2 separate regions of the Mus musculus genome follow, and region 2 is linked to region 1. Evidence: chromatin loops called from intact Hi-C (ENCODE). Cell type or tissue: left cerebral cortex. All regions are shown on one strand.

Evidence for each region. Peaks named below come from ENCODE experiments on the same cell type or tissue, not always from the same donor. Only the 100,000 strongest peaks of a DNase experiment are listed, where the experiment ranks them.
Region 2: a loop joins it to region 1, with 2.6 times the contacts of the local background. A loop is called at or near these places in 4 of 42 quality-filtered maps.

What each region holds. Positions count from the first base shown.
Region 1 is chr16:56,770,262-56,772,761 of GRCm38, forward strand. Adgrg7 (adhesion G protein-coupled receptor G7) reads right to left here. Exons shown (of 16, transcript NM_172825.3): 5 at 1-98. Among named protein-coding and RNA genes, the nearest start is that of Adgrg7, 24 kb to the right of the region's middle. In left cerebral cortex, a CTCF peak has its summit at 1,326 (motif pointing right); DNase peaks (open chromatin) are centred at 940 and 1,344.
Region 2 is chr16:57,605,899-57,608,398 of GRCm38, forward strand. It overlaps Cmss1 (cms small ribosomal subunit 1), which reads right to left and starts at 969. Exons shown (of 10, transcript NM_025599.3): 1 at 768-969. The coding sequence starts at 828. In left cerebral cortex, no CTCF peak of the experiment used is centred here; DNase peaks (open chromatin) are centred at 978 and 1,201; H3K4me3 peaks cover 1,260 bases; H3K27ac peaks cover 631 bases.

The sequences.
Region 1 (2,500 bases):
GCAGAAGTGATATTCTGAGCAGTCAGTTTACTGGCATCTGCTGTTAAAACCTGGGCTTCTCTAGAAATATTCTCAGCACTTGCTGTTTGGTTGTTTATCTGTTTAAAGGTAGTTTTGTTTATTTCAAAAAGTCTAGTTTATACACGTATTCCTAAACATTTTGCAAATGACTGCAGTTGAATGAGCTGTTTAACCGAATCTTTGTTTGCTTCTTTTTTTGTGTGTAAGCAACACAGTTCACAAACCCCGGGGAATCCCCTCATTCTCGACTATCTGCGTGCATTATATTAAGAACAAGGTGATACAACTCACAGACCATATGACGCTCAAGAGGAAGGAAGACCAAAGAGTGGATGCTTCAGTCCTACTTAGAAGGGGGAACAAAATAATCAAGGGAAGTAGAAGGCGGAAGGGAATTGGAAGGAAGAGAAGAGGGGGAGAGGAAAAGGAGGGGAAGAATCAGGTATGGGAGGAGATGGAGGAAATATACAGAGGGTCAGGAAATTGAACAGAGGTGTGTAGCAATGGGGGATGTGGAACTGGTGGTAGCAACTAGAAAGTCCCAGATGTCAGGAAAGCAAGAGGCTCCCAAGACCCAGCAGGGAGGACATTAGCTGAAATACCCCACAAAGAGGAGGGAGGACCTGTTGAGACCATATCCAGAGGTTAGGCACGCCCCCCCCACCGGTTGAGAAATGGGGCCACCTACCCATCTTCAAAATTTTAACCCAGAATTGCTCCTGTCTAAAGAAAATACAGGGACAAAGAGTGAAGCAGAGACTGAAGGGAAGGCCACTCAGAGACTGCACCACCTGGGGATCTATCCCACGTGCAGACACCAAACCCAGACACTATAGCGGATGCTAAGATGTGTTTGCTGACAGGAGCCTTATACAACTTTCTCCTGAGAGGTTCTGCCAGATCCTGACCAATACAGATGCGGCAGCTTGCAGCCAACCATCGAACTGAGCACAGGGACCCCAATGGAGGAGTTAGGGGAAGGACTGAAGGAGCTGAATGGGCCTTATGTGGCATCAATGGGAGGAGAGGTTCTTGGTCCTGTGAAGGCTTGATGCCCCAGTGTAGAGGAATGCTAGGGTGGTGAGGTGGGAGTGGGGAGTGGGTGGGGGAGCACCCTCATAGAAGCAAAGTAAGGGAGGATAGGAGCTTTGCAGAGAGGAAACAGGGAAAGGGGATAATATTTGAAATGTAAATAAAATAAAAAATTGTAAAAAAAAAAAGTAAAATAAAGAACAAGGAACAGCTATAGTCACGTTGCTATGGAAGTGGAGTCAACGTGTGGGGATGCAGTGAACTCAGTTTTACACTAGATGGCACCATCCCTTCGAAAATCAAACAAGTACTCATTTGTAAGGAGGCAGCAGAAAAACAAATACTGAATTCAACAGCCAAGTCTCAGTGCTGAGCACACTGGTGTTTTAGGGTGTGGGTGTGCATAATAAAATATATAAGCATACATCATTTATACTATAAATTATAAATAAAAATGGTTCTGTGAGCTGAGCTCCCTCCTAAAAAGACTTAAAAGACTTGGAGACGTTTAGAAGCTTATCCTAAAGTTTACACAGCTTGGAAATCGCAGCGTCAAGAGGCTAATACTGGCTTGTCAGATTCCAGAATCTGTAGTCTTCCTTTCAATATGTAACTGATAGCTACCTGCACAACCGCTCTCTCATTTCCAACCCACCCACACCCTGGCCATCTGTGATAAGGAAATTGCTGTGGTTCCTTGTGGATTTTTTTTTTAATTAGATATTTTCTTCATTTACATTTCAAATGCTATCCCCAAAGCCCCCTAATTCCCTCTCCTCGCCTTGCTCCCAAACCCACCTACTCCCCTTCTTGGCCCTGGCATTCCCCTGTACTGGGGCATATGATCTTCGCTAGACCAAGGGCCTCTCCTCCCGTTGTGGATTTTAAACTCAGCAGTAGCTCTGTGTCAGCTTGGCGATGGTCCCTGGCAAAAGCATTCTCACTCAAGAGTTCTAACTTTTCCTCACCTATAATATTTATCTGTGGCTTAAATATTAAATATAAAGCTTAAACATGATTTCAAAAACTTAGCAGTGTACTTAAAATGTTTTAAATGGTACAGGGACATTCCCCCAATTAACCAAAGTTTTATTTACATTTTATTTATTTATTGGTTTTGGCATTACAATTCAGAAGTGATGTATTCAGTACCAACAGCACATTGACTCATTCGGATGCTAATGACATGAAAATGTGTTGCACTTTTATGAGTCTGGACAGCAGCAAACCACAGCCTCTAGTCATTCCCAAGATGATGAAGACAACTGAGTATGCTTCATTGGTCAACCATGATGTTGAGTAGATTAGGTGATTTAAATACATTTTAAATATACAGTGGGCTTATCAGGTCTTAATCAAATTTTATGTCCAGGATCATCTGTATTTGGTAGCAGTAAATGATCATCCATTGTTGGCATTGGTGGCATCACCTTTAGTATGGAAATCA
Region 2 (2,500 bases), 840 kb after region 1:
AAACTGTTGGAGCCGAGCAGTGGTGGTTCACACCTTTAATCTCGGCACTTGGGAGACAGAAGCAGGCGGATTTCTGAGTTCGAGGCCAGCCTGGTCTACAGAATGAGTTCCAGGACAGCCAGGGCTACACAGAGAAACCCTGTCTAAAAAAAAAAAAAAAAGAAAGAAAGAAAAGAAAAGAAAAGAAAAGAAAAGAAAAGAAAAGAAAAGAAAAGAATTTGCTGTAAAGCAGAAGAGTTAAGCCCCTTGCTGGCTCGAACTACACATGATAAAGAACACGCTACTTTAATATTTTGTACATATACTACACGCCAAAAATTGTGTTGTGCTATACAACTTTAAATTACCTTCACTACATCTTCACAATTTTTTGGAGAGAATTACTCCTTTCACACGTGAGGAAAAAGGAGAATGTGTCGGAGTATCAGAGTCTGTGATTTGAATTCCCAATCTGAACCTAGTTCAGGGATTACTGGTAACCACTATGACAAACTGTACAGAAACGGTCTATCTAGTCTCAAGAAAATAGTAAAAAGTCTAGAAAACCAGAGCGCAGGAAGTAGCCCTCTCAGACTGGCAGGCGGCGACGGGGTCCCTCTCGTTCCACGTGTGACACGGTGTTGTCCCTCCCCAGTTCCCGCGCCGTCCCATGTTCCCACGGCTCCGCGCTCCACCTCCGGGCAGACCGCCACGACTGCCACACGCGGGTAAGGCAGCTGAGGCGAGGACCAGGGCAGGAGGAACGAGGGAGGCGGGCGAGAGCTTACCTGGGCTGCTGGCGGCTGCCGGCTGGTTCTCCCACCACTCGTCTCCCAGATCGTCTGCCATCCCCGTGAGACCCGGACGCGAACTGACAACCAGATGAAAGCAAGGCGGCCGCTCGCGCTCCTGGGCTCAGCTTCACTGGCGGCGTTAGCAACGCTACACGCGGAAAAACCAAGGAACTCCGTCGCCCGCGCCACTGGAGATGACGTCACAGACGCCACGCCCCCCCAGCTGCGGCAGCCAGGGGTGTCGCCGTTTCCACACAGGCTCAGACGTTCAAGATCGGCCTAGAAACTCCAAATAAATGCTCTGTTGAGCCTAGAAATACAAGAAAAGAGTTACCATCGGTTTGGGTTATTTTTTTTTAATATTTAAGTATTTTGTTTTGGTTTATGGCCGAAAAGCCGATGTCGAAAGTGCAAGAACGGATGCTAAGACGATTTTTCTCTGTTGGATTTCAAAGAGCTTGCACCGCGGGAGGAGACCCGAGCACGTGGATGTGTTTTCACTTGGTTGTCAGGGTTCTGGCGTTCCAGCGCCTGTGCAGTTTGTCCTTAGAAACGCACCTGAGAGTTGCTGACGATGAATGTCGGAACTTGGTTGTACATGTGAACGTTGCTGCTCTTTTTCTACAACTTAAGAGGGACGAATATCCTGAAGACCTGAAACATACCACTTCTCTATTTAAAATACTTAATCAGGTTTTGATATTCTCTTTAGAGGACTTGGATTGTGATCTGTCCCATTCAGTACCATGGCCCTTGGAACATGAATAGAACTTGGGGCCTGGTGTGGTGGCGCACGCCTTTAATCCCAGCAATCTGGGAAGCAGAGGCAAGCAGATTCCTTGAGTTGAAGGCCAGCCTGGTCTACAGGGGAGTTCCAGGACACCCAAGACTCTGCAGAGACATCCTGTGGAGGAGGAGGAGAATTGTTTTATTCAACAGTACATTTGTTTCTGTCATCTCCATTAGCCATCTGCCTGACAACAGGTATTAAGAGGTCAGGAAGGCCACAGGCCAAATGCAGCGATTGAGTTGTTTGTACCGGTGCTCATAAGTTACTTTTATAGTAGAACGCTTTGGACAACATAAACTAACCAGAAAGAAAGAGTGGCTTTAATATGGTGCGTCTATACATTCATACTTCGTGTATTTGCTAATTCACCCTTTATAGAAAAAAATACAAGCTCTATTGAATAAACAATATAAATTGTATCTTCCCTTTAACTGTTTTGTTACCAGTAAATAGATATCTGGGTTTATAAGTTAGCCTACCCTAACCCCACCTCCAACTCCAACACCCATATCTGGTACTGTAGAATCCAAAATAAGTTCAAGACCACCCAGCCTCTTCCCCTCTGAAGGGACTTTCAGAAACATAGCAGTCAAAATGACTGAGTCTACAGCTGCCAAAACAAAATGAGCTGTTCTTAGAAAAATAACCATAACAAGATAGCAATTTCCAGAGAAATCCCCCTACCCTGCCCCACACTGAATTCTGAGAAAGACTACAAACCACCCTGACCTTTCTAAAATTCCCTGTGACATTAAGAGCTGTGATGTTAATAGCTGACCTATAAGATCAAAATGTAGTGCTGCTTTGCTGATAATAACCCACCATAAGGGCAGGCAAAGTGAGTCACTAGGCCAAAGGGTTACATAGTCACCCTATACAAACCAACTAATGCGTGAAAGGGTTACTTGCTACACCAATGAGAATAAGCCAGATAGCC